2 separate regions of the Mus musculus genome follow, and region 1 is linked to region 2. A link is a contact called in ENCODE Hi-C or POLR2A ChIA-PET data. All regions are on one chromosome and are shown on one strand. The core of a region is the stretch at or near the end of the contact, and the rest is flanking DNA. Distances in the headings are between cores, read along the strand shown.

The links. Hi-C counts contacts between places; a loop is a spot of excess contacts on that map. ChIA-PET counts read pairs that join two places held with the same protein, here RNA polymerase II (POLR2A).
Region 1: a loop to region 2 is called in a map of heart, with 1.9 times the contacts of the local background. The contact joins the enhancer-like site here to the promoter of Smim14 in region 2. A Hi-C loop is called at or near these places in 3 of 37 maps with a recorded cell type or tissue (gastrocnemius and heart). POLR2A ChIA-PET finds 5 or more read pairs at or near these places in 3 of 5 experiments (Patski and embryonic stem cell).

Annotation. Positions count from the first base shown.
Region 1 is chr5:65,451,065-65,456,390 of GRCm38, forward strand. Smim14 (small integral membrane protein 14) reads right to left here. Exons shown (of 5, transcript NM_133697.4): 4 at 2,122-2,264. Among named protein-coding and RNA genes, the nearest start is that of Ugdh, 18 kb to the left of the region's middle. Within about 2 kb of position 3,772, at least 1 of the 3 ENCODE cell types and tissues checked has a DNase peak (open chromatin) inside an H3K27ac peak, as active enhancers do; it is heart, where a contact is called at or near this core.
Region 2 is chr5:65,491,497-65,497,170 of GRCm38, forward strand. It overlaps Smim14 (small integral membrane protein 14), which reads right to left and starts at 1,387. Exons shown (of 5, transcript NM_133697.4): 1 at 1,240-1,387.

The sequences.
Region 1 (5,326 bases), core at 2,522-5,021, 38 kb before region 2:
AAACTTTCTCAGCACTGAACCTAACTGAATTTTTGGTGTGTAAAACCAATAAATCCAGCGCCGGGCGTGGTGGCGCACGCCTTTAATCCCAGCACTCGGGAGGCAGAGGCAGGTGGATTTCTGAGTTCGAGGCCAGCCTGGACTACAAAGTGAGTTCCAGGACAGCCAGGGCTATACAGAGAAACCCTGTCTAAAAAAAAAAAAAAAAAAAAAAAAAAAAAACCAATAAATCCACTTACTTGATCACCTTTACACTGGCTTTTTGCAACCTGCAATAGCAAGCACCTGCGCTAAAAGAAAAGATGCCAAACTATACGAGCTGAGAGAGGAGGATCAAGAGTTTGAGGCTAGCTTGAGCTACAAAATGAGTTCAAGGCTATCTGGGTCGTACTGTGAGACTTCATCTCAAAGGGGGAGGGATGGAGCTGTTAGGATGTCCAGGGAGGCTTTAGTTACTTGGCCGGCATGCTCTGTAAGGTGAGCAGCCTTTCTATTGTTGTCTGTTTTTTTTTTTTTTTTTTTTTTCTGTTCCTTGCTTAGGACACAGAGACTATTGTTCCTAGGACCAATAAGGTCTGTCACTTGTAATGGCTTCTAAGTCAGGTTAAGTTGGATTTCTTTCTCTAAACATTGGAGAAATTGTTCCCTGACATGAAAATAACAAAGGTATACACAGAGTAAGGCATGGGGAGAGGCTAAGAAAGAAACACTTTATGTTTGCAAGGTTCTTAAGGCACAGTCCCCTTTCCAAGAAAAGCCTAAAGTACACTAAAGCTTTCTCTCCTTTTCCTCTAAGACAGATGGAGTCTCCCTGTGTAGAGGAGGCTAGCCTTGGACCACAAATGAGACCGTGTGTGTGCCAATAAAGCCATTCTTAGCTAGCCCAGCACACAGCATGTCTATACGCTCTCCTCCTAAAAGTTCCACGGTGCAGGCCAATTCTCACTGCTATGCCTGCTTTCCTCTCATATGAAGAACTACTTATAAAGTCTGACATTGGGCTGGTGAGATGGCTCAGTGGGTAAGAGCACCCGACTGCTCTTCTGAAGGTCCGGAGTTCAAATCCCAGCAACCACATGGTGGCTCACAACCATCTGTAACAAGATCTGACTCCCTCTTCTGGAGTGTCTGAAGACAGCTACAGTGTACTTACATATAATAATAAATAAATCTTTAAAAAAAAAAATCTGACATTAACACCGTAAGGCTGCATACTGAGAAGGCTGAGCAACAGAATTAATAGAGTAATTTCGTGTTCCAACATGTGGTTTCATCACGAAGAAAAAAGTTTTTTGGAGACAGGGTTTTCCATAGGAAAGCAAGCTAGGCTCTAACTTGCTATGTAGCAAAGGATGATCTTGAATTTTGATGTCCTACCTCCACCTCCCCATGCTGGGATTACAGCTGTGTGCACTATACCCTGTTTATGAGGTGTTGAGCCCAAGGCAGGGCTTCACACACACTAGGCAAGTAGTCTACAAACTAAGCCCCATCCCTGTTGATGGATGGCGCTGCTCGCAGGTGCAGCAACATCTCATTTAAAGCCGGACAGAAAGGCTTTACTGTACATATCACTACATGATCCTAGTCTGAAAACTGTTTTTCTTAATTATTTTTATTTTGTGTACATGTTTTGCCTACATGTATGCCTGTGGGAAGGTGTAAGATGCCCCAGAACCGGAGCTAGAGACAATTCTGAGCTGCCATGTGGGTACTAGGAATTAAACCCAGGGCCTCTGGAAGAGCAGTCAGTGTACTTAACCACTGAGCCATCTCTCCAGCCCAACTTTTTTTCCTGGATGCTGTGTAACTTTATAGATACCCATCCCCTTCCTGAAGCAAGATCTCACTTTGGAGTACAAGGTGACCTAGAATTTGTGGCAATCCTCCTGCTGCACTCTCCCAAGTGCAGGGATTACAGATATGAGCCACATCTAACTCTGTTTTTTTATTTTAATGTTCATCTCTACAAAAGATAACTGGGGACTGAGAATTTCATTATGACTACACTGAAAGGACTCAGTCCGAGAATTGAGTCTTCCTCTTAATAATTTCTGTATTTCAGTCCAAGCAAACACCCCCCCCCCCCACCACCCACAAAGGGTCAGGAGTAGCTCTTACACTGTGAGGACTGGAGGGCTTTCCAGGGAGGCTGGAGCCTCTCAGGTTAGGAGGCCTCAGAAGGAAGAGGAGCATGGCGATCACCATCCAGGCCATCAGGATCACAGTGATGCTGATGCCACTGTCACTGGAGGGTCCTGGCACTAAGGACGAACAGAAAAAGCATCTGTAGCCAAACTGCATCCTGACTGAAACCCTGCGAGATACACATCTGAAATGGGAGCAAGTCTGGTCCTCTGCAAGAGTAAGTGTATACGCCTCACAGAGGCACTTGTCCAGCCCCGTGCAGTAATAATCTGTGCTAACAGAGTCCTGAGCGCTGGGAGCAGGCAGGGACACTTATCACTGTGACACACCATGCCCTACACACACCCAACAGTTTTGCACTGATTTGCAAGGACCATGGACTTAGGAAACCACAAATGCGTAGACCTGCTGAAGTAAAGAAGCCAGATCAAGAATAGCTAATGGGGGGCTGGAGACTCGACTCAGGGTAAAGAACACTGCTGCTCTTGCAGAGCGAGGATCCTCGTTCAGTTCAGCACCCACAACAGTGGCCTACAACCAACCACCTGTACGTCTATTTCCAGGGGTCCAACACTCTCTTCTGACCGCCACAGACACCATGTACATGCAGGCAGTGCATACGTAAATAAATCTACAAGAATTTTAAAGAATACCCAAGAGTAGGTATGGTGGCACATGCCTTTAATCCCAGAACTCAGGACATAGAGGCGGGTGGATTTCGGAGTCTTAGGGCAGCCTCATCTACATAGAGAGTTCCAGGCAAGTGAAGGCTAGATACTAAGTCTATGTCCAAATAATAAAAAGCAAAACAAACGAAAAAAATTCTAAAAAAACAAAACAAAACAACAAACAAAAAAGCTCAGTTTTCAGAAACTAAAATTAGAGATCAGATTTAAAGAAATCCCAGCAGATTTCAGAAATGGCCTGTCAATATGACAGCTAGTTTTGGTTTTTCTGCATCAGGGAAAATCCTGTTCAGCTACCCAGGCAGGATGCTGAAACTAAGCTCACACACTGTAACAGGCTCCACAGGCCCAGGCTCACTCCCAACCTGCAGTACTGAGGCCAAAGTTCTAGCAACTGAAATGCAGTCATGTTAAGGACTTAGCTGGTACAAGAGGAGGCAGATGGGAATGTGGTCTAGTCCTAACCTCAGTCACTTTCTGAGCAACAGCTAACTCAGTGGGGCAGGAGTCGCCAAACCACATGCTTTACCAGTACTGTCTCTTTTCCTCTGCTTTGGATGCTGGGTGTTGAACCCAGGACCTTACCAGTCTAGACAGGCAGTACACCACTTCGCCACACCCAAACCCCACAGCACACGTCTCCTGTTCCCTTCAACACTCTATATGCTGTGGGGATCTAACATTTCTATTACACTTACTCTGATTTTTGTGGAGTAACACATGGAGGGGCACAGGAGAACTTTCAGGATCTGGTTCTTTCTTTCCACTGTGTGAGTGCCCGGGATTGAACTCAGGTAAGCGTCTTTATCAGCTAAGCCACAGGACTGAACTTTCCTCTTACACAGGTCAGTCCGTTATCCAGTACCCTCAGGTCTCCAGGGTAGCCGAGGCTCCTGATTTTCCTGCCTCTAACTGCCAGACAAGTATGTGTTGTCACACCCCAAAACACCAGAAACACAAACATCTCTGCTGACCCACCCAGTGACTAAGCCTATCGAGCTCTGAGGACGCCAGCCTGACCTTTGCTGGGGTGACTTGGACTTGCTTCTCTAGGCTTCACTCTCTCCAACGTTATCTTTCCTAGTTACTTCACTTCTTCTCCAGCCAGAGTTTCCCTCGCCTGGCTGCACATCATCAGGAAGACCTGTGACCTACAGCACAGATTCTGAGGCCCTGTGTCAGACCATCTGATTCAGAGCAGTAGAGGGCTGTGGGCTAGTATTATAATTTTTTAAGCCTTCCAAATGAGAATGATGTAACACCAATTCAGTACTTCTCTGGCAGGGAGTACTGGAAGGAGTCCTTCCACCCCCTATCTTCCACCTTGCCCAGCACAACAGCCAGTCTCCCATTTACTCTCTGCCTCCCTCTTCTATAACAACCCCACTACTTCTGCTATCGTCCTGCCGCCTCTTCAAAGGATCATAGCATTTCTCAGTTGAAGGAATAGCTTGCCTAAGCCATTAACTTTCTAAGAGCAGGGACCATCTCATGGCTATTTGATCTTGGTTTCTTTATCTGTGAAAGTTAAACATCCTATCACCTCATAGGGGAGCACCAGGCCAGGGACAGGCAGGACATGAAAGCAGAATGACACACTGCCCAGAATGGCATGTGGCAAACGGGGGTGGGGGGTGGGGGGAGGAGGCAGGCACCAAAATCCCTCCACTTCAGAGTCTAAATAGACATGATTTTCCTGACCTTCAAGGCTTGATGCAAGATATTCATATTCTCTCTCTATCTCTCTCCTCTCTCCCCTCTCTCTCCTTCCCTCTTCCCTTCCCCCTCTTTGAGTGCTGGTGATCTAATCCATCCATGGGTTCCAGCAAGTTGGGCAAGCCCTCAACTCCCACACCCATATTTATCTGTGGGATGTAGAAGGGAAACATGCCATGGCACCCTCTGGGGAGACAAGAAAATAATTTGTGGGGGTCGGCTATCAGTTTTAAGGCTCATTTACACTACTGTCAATCATCCAGTTGGCCACATGAGGGCTGCTGGAGGTGGGTCTGCTGTATATGAGTCCTGAGGACCACGGGTGCACGTGAGGTCTGCTGGGAATGAGTCTGAGCTGTGGAAAGTCTTAAATATCCTGTAAAGAGAGAAATGCCTGCGGAGGTCATGGAGAGGTGTGTGACAGTAATACTTAAAAAAAATTTAAAGGTGTGTGTGTGTGTGTGTGTGCACACGCACGCGTGTGCAAGCACACATGCCACAAGCACACACACTGAGGTCTGAGGACAATTTGAGAAAGTTAGTTCTCTTCTCCCACAGTGTGTGGTGGGGGGAGTCCCAGAAACCTGAACTTAGATCATCAAAGTTGCAGCTTTATCTGCTGGGCCATCCTGCTGGTCCTGCTTGCACTGAGATATCCTGTAACCAGGCTATGTAGCCATGGCTGGCTTGAACTCTGTCTGTCTCTAGAATGCTGAGACAGCAGGCCTGTGCTGCTTACTCCTGGTTTGCTGAATTTTAGAAAATAATTATGGTGC
Region 2 (5,674 bases), core at 137-2,636:
ATCAAGATTCCAAGTATGGGAGAAAAAAAAGAGGGAAAATCCATGATCTACACAGGAGGAAAAGATTTGATACGAGGTCCGTTACTGCCCAAGGGCACACCCTTCAAAGATAGGGGTCTAAATTCCTAAGACTTCTTCCCAGATTTGATGGACAGCAATCAATCTGTTTCCTCGTTCCTTCCTGCTGCTTTCCACAGAAACACTATAAGTATCTTGGAGAGGGGGAAATGTCCCTTTTCGAAAACACGATGGAACATCCAGGCTTGGTTTTCTGGTCTGAGTGCGGAGGGCAAAAGGGTGGGCGGCTACACTGAAGGAATCTGCGCGAGCAGGGAGTCACCTGAAGCAGGAGCACGCAGCTGCTTCCCCTAACCTCCACAGCAGACACAGGGCAGCGAGCGTTTCCAGACTAGAACCCTTGGTAAACTGTAGGTTTTTCCCAATTCTGGTACGGATAGCTGCCAAGTGACACCACAACACAAAATCGGGAGGGTGTCTTCCACACATGCAGGTATAAATGCTTCCTGAAGCTCATCAGGCGCTCCAGCTGTAAACCCAGGGCACTCCATTACTAAGGCCGCATCCTCGGCTTTTCCAACTGGGGCAACTAAAAGCATCCTGCCGCCTCGCTACAGTTAGCAAGTATCATCTTGGCTAAAATCCTAACGTTTAAGCAGCCACTTCGGAAAACTTCGGCTTTAAGCAGCGACACGGATCTCAAACCATTGCCAGGCTGTTGCCCTGCATTCCTTCCGATAACGGTGCTGCTACCTGCTCCATTGTCAGCCCCGGCTCCACGTACTGAACCAACAGAACTGAACCAACAGAAAAGGGGAATCCTTTAAATCCGCAACACAATGGAGGCTAAAGAAGAGCTCTGGCTTTTAGGATGGCAGCTACCAACACACCACAACAAAAGGGCCCCGTCCGGGTGACTTCATCGAACCCACCAGGCAAACGCCACCGCCCGGCCTTCGGGGTGACTGTCCCTAACCCCCTGCACGCCCGCGCCGCCTATGGGGCCCTAAAAGTGAAAGCACCCGGACTGCGGGTGCCTGTGCAGCCCAGCTGCAGGCTGCCGGGCCAGCGGCTGCGGGCTCCCCGGGTGCAGCGCCCAGCCAAAGGCGCCCGCTCCGCCGCAGCGGTCCCCGGGTGCGCGCGGCCACAGAAGTGGCGACGCCAAGAGGGTCGCCGAGGAGGGCGGTGGGCCGGGGAGAGAGGGGGGGACGGGACACTCACCCGCCCAAAACAGCGGCGGGCGGGGAGGGTGGCGGCCGGGAGCGTTCCGGACGCCGCTGTCGCTGCCGATGCTGCTGGCCGCCGGCCTCCTCCCCTCTGTTTGGATTCGATAGACCACGTCACTCTTAGCCACGAGACCCGGATCTGCGGGCTCCCCGAGGGCGGCGCAACAGATTGTAGCACCCGGAGCCGCTCGTGACCCTACCTAGGGAGCATGCGCGTGTCGCGCGGGCCACCTGCGTCGGAGGGGGGCGGCTCCCGCAGCTCCGGCGCTGACGTGCGTGGGCGCGCCCGGCGTGGGGGAGGCAGTTCCGGTGTGGCGGGGTGGGGTTGCTCCACCGAGAAGGAAGGGCAACCCGGCTGTTAAGTTGTCCCACGTCGCCTCCGTGCTGTCTTCCGTGGTCATGATCATCTGACGTGTCTGTCTGTTTGTCGAGGGAATGGCTTCTGTCCACGGCGGTGTTTAGTCATACTTAGGCGGAGGGGCGCGCGCACAAATTGATGACTGCTGAGACCCGGTCTACCTGCAGAGGTGGCGGTGGGAGTTCATCATCAGGCACGCGTGAAAATCGGAACTCGAAGATTACAGAAGCATGTCAGCTGGGAGGTGGGGAGGGATGAGTGATCCTGATGACGTTCGGATTTTGGATTGGAAAACAGACCTAAATTAAGTTCAACCTTAACCTTAAAAGAGAGATGTTAGAAGCCGGATGTGATGGCTCAACAGCAGAAGCAGAGACAGGCTGGTTTGCAGAGCGAGTTGCAGGACAGCCAGGGCTGCATTGAGAAACCCTGGGGGAGTGGGTGGGAGTATGTGAATTTGAGCCCAGCCAGTGCAGCATAGAATATGTCTGGGTTTTTTTGTTTTTTGTTTTTAAAAGTGAGGGGAGCCTAGCCATGGGTTTGCCCTCCTAGTGGAGGAGGGAATGTGGCCAAAGGAGGTAGCAGCACACCATTCTTGGGCTTGGAAGTTAGGAAGCAGTATTTCAACAATCCAAAGACAGCTTAATTCCCATGTAAGAAAGGACGGGAAATACCAGCAAATTGAAGTGTGGAGCCTGATAAGCAAAAAGAGCACCTCTGGAAGCAGCTGTGGCAGCCGTAATTCTACAGATGTATCCAATGACCTCGAGGAACTCTGGACGAAACTAAGCATATTTTTATAAGAAAGTACAAGAAAAAAATTATCCTGAGAATCTAAAGTCTGGACAAAAAATAGTGAACGGCAGAAAACATCCACTTGGAATTTCATTTTCTTCCCTAATAGTTTAACAATCTGACAACAAAAAAAGAAAAACAAAACCCTTTAAAACAGTGCTGCACAGTCTGTCTTTGGCTACATGGTTCACAATCCGTGTTCTACTGAGGTATGGCCTGCTTTCTTTGGTAAGGTTACAAGTTAGAAAAGAAAACAAAACCCGACCAGCGAAAACAAGCAGGGGAGCTCTGTCTTCCCTGGTACACACTGTAACTACAAAATTTCAATGAAGAAACATCCCATATTTAAAACAGAGGAAAGAAACCTTCATGATTCTCAGTGGCTGAGCTGAGAAAAACAAAACTGCTCCGGGAAGTGATGGCACATCCCCTTAATCCCAGCACGAGGAAGGGAAGGTCTGTGGAACTCTTGAGTTTAAGGCTCCCTGGTCCATAGAGTTCCAGGAGAGCCAGGGCTACACAGAGAAGCCCTGTCTTGAAAAAACAAAACAAAACAAAAAGCGGTGGTGGTGCACGCCTTTAATCCCAGCACTTGGGAGGCAGAGACAAGGCAGATTTCTGAGTTGGAGGCCAACCTGGTCTACAAAGTGAGTTCCAGGACAGCCAGGGCTACACAGAGAAACCCTGTCTCGACCACTTGCCAAACAAATACACCACGAACCTGACTTCCCAGCTTGTAATCCACTTGTATGCGTTATTTTTACTTTATTCCTTAAAGTCACCTATTTTCTTTGACGTCTGCATGAAATATTTTCAGAGATTCTACATCAACCAAGTGACACTATCCTTTTTCATGTAATACTAGCACTTTATGAAGACAGCATTTCATACACATATATGTAACTTATTTTTACTTCTATGTGCATTGGTTTTGACTGCATGTATGTCTGTGTGAGAGTGTCGGATCCCCCTGGAACTGGAGCCACAAGACAGTGCTGAGCTGCCATGTGGGGGCTGGAAATTGAAACCAGGTCCTCTAGAAGAGCAGCCACTGCTTTCAAACTCTGAGCCATCTTTCTAGGGCCCAAGATGGCATTTGTAATTGTTCCCATCCTATTGGATGCTCTTGACATTTCTTTCTTTTTCTGAGACAAGGTTTCTCTCTGAAGCCCTGCCTGTTCTGGGACTCATTCTGTAGACCAGGGTGGCCTGGAACGTAGATCTACCAGCTTCTGCCTTCAGGGGCTGGGGTTAAAGGCTTGCACTGCCATGCCCAGAAATGTTTACTTCAACTCTTGATAGGTTACAAACATTACGCTGTTATCACTGCTGCCTTATGCAAGAATATTTTACAAAAATATTTGTTTATTTTTACATATCTTGTTTTCTTCAGGTGACACCATATTCGTCTATCTCATTTTTCTTTTACCTAAGCATATGTATGTTGTCTAATTCATTTCAGATTTACTGAAAATTAATTTTCTAAGAATTCTTTTGTATTTTAACATCCTTATTGAGGTATAATTCCTAATTCTGCCCTTTCAGTTCCATAGTTTCAAGAGCATTTTTGGGCTCAGAATTTTACACCATTACTAGTGTTAAAATACAACATATTTTCATTATATTTGTGCTTCTTTTGGAGACATGAGGTCCTTGTACTCACACAGCACCAGGAGAACCAGGAATGTTAACACTTGTGTCTTCCCAACAGAGGAGATAAAATCAAATACCCGAATTCCATCCCCAAAGCTGAAAGTGGATGTTGTTAGTTAATGACCTGGTGACCTTTTTGCTATCAGTAGGGGCAGACCTCACCCTAATTCCCAAGAATGATTACCTCAGGTGCTTCCCTCCCTAGACTCTACTTATTCTTAGTTTAGATGTCTCCTGGCCTGTTGACCTCTATGCTGTCAGAGACCACACTAGAGTCTAGGTCTTTTAGCTATAGAACGCCCCACCCCTCACCCCCCCCCCCACACACACACACACTGATGGTCACAGGTACCTTGTAAAGAGTTTCTATCTTAATCTTTATTGTGCACCTGGATTTGGGCTGATTGGACTGATTGCTGCCTGGAAACCTTTTCCCAAATTCTATTGTGCTTTTAACTATGCTGGCAATGAGTTACCTTCTAAAATCTGACCCAGGTTGACAAAGCCAGTCTGCACCAGGATTTCATTTTCTTCTTTTTGAGGGGTTCACTTTCCTATATGACACCAGCAGGGACCCCCCTTTTTTCTTTTTTCGGGGGCGGAATTGAGACAGGGTGTAGTTCCAGCTGTGCTGCAACTCACTCTGGAGACTAGATTGGCCTCTAACTCAAAGAGATCTACCTGTCTGTGGGGATAAAGGCATGGGCCACCATTGCCTGGCACATATTTTGAATGAAATTTTATAGATATAGATTTGAATAGTTTTCCCCCCAAGATAGGGACACTATGGAGCCCCCCTATCTTGACTCCATTTTCTTTTTGATTGAATGATTTCTTTTTGAAAGAGGGGATCAAATAAAAGATGAAATTTATAAGTTAAAAAAATGTGTGGGGGGCAGTTTTATTAGGAAGTAGTAAGGAGAATCCTTGGGAGAGCAGGCCTGGTGGGGGCAGAGGGGGGGCATAGTCCACTGTATGTCCTCAGTACTTGCTTTATAAAGTAAGTTACAAGAAAAGATGTTGGGCCCGGCAGTGGTGGCACATGCCTGTAATCCCAGCACTCGGGAGGCAGAGGCAGGCAGATTTCTGAGTTCGAGGCCAGCCTGGTCTACAGAGTGAGTTTCAGGACAGCCAGGACTACAGAGAGACCCTGTCTCAAAAGCAAAACAAAAAAAAAAAAAAAAGAAAAAGAAAAAAGAAAAGATGTTGGGATCCTAGGTCGCCGCCAACATGAACGTCAGTGATTCTTACCTCTGGAGTGTCCTGTTACCTCAGGGTTTGTTGGATCAGTAGGATAGTGCTAAAATGTGGCTTCTGGGGGTAACTCATAAATATGCTCATTGGAGCTTCCCTGTACCCCTTCTTTTAGATTACCTGTTTGGAGGGGGCTGTCACTCTTTAACATCAGCTCTATGAAGAGGCCCAGGTAGAGAAAACAAGAGTCCAGCAGCAGGGCCTAATGACACAGACCTGTAATCCCAGCAGCTGTAGAAACTTAAGGCAGGGATATTAGACATTCAAGCCCTGCCTGGGAAGGTCACTAAGACCCTGTCACTACAGAAAAAGTAAAGCAAAGGTCTAGGGTGCTTTTAAAAGACTTGGGGTGTAGCTTAGTGAAGTGTTG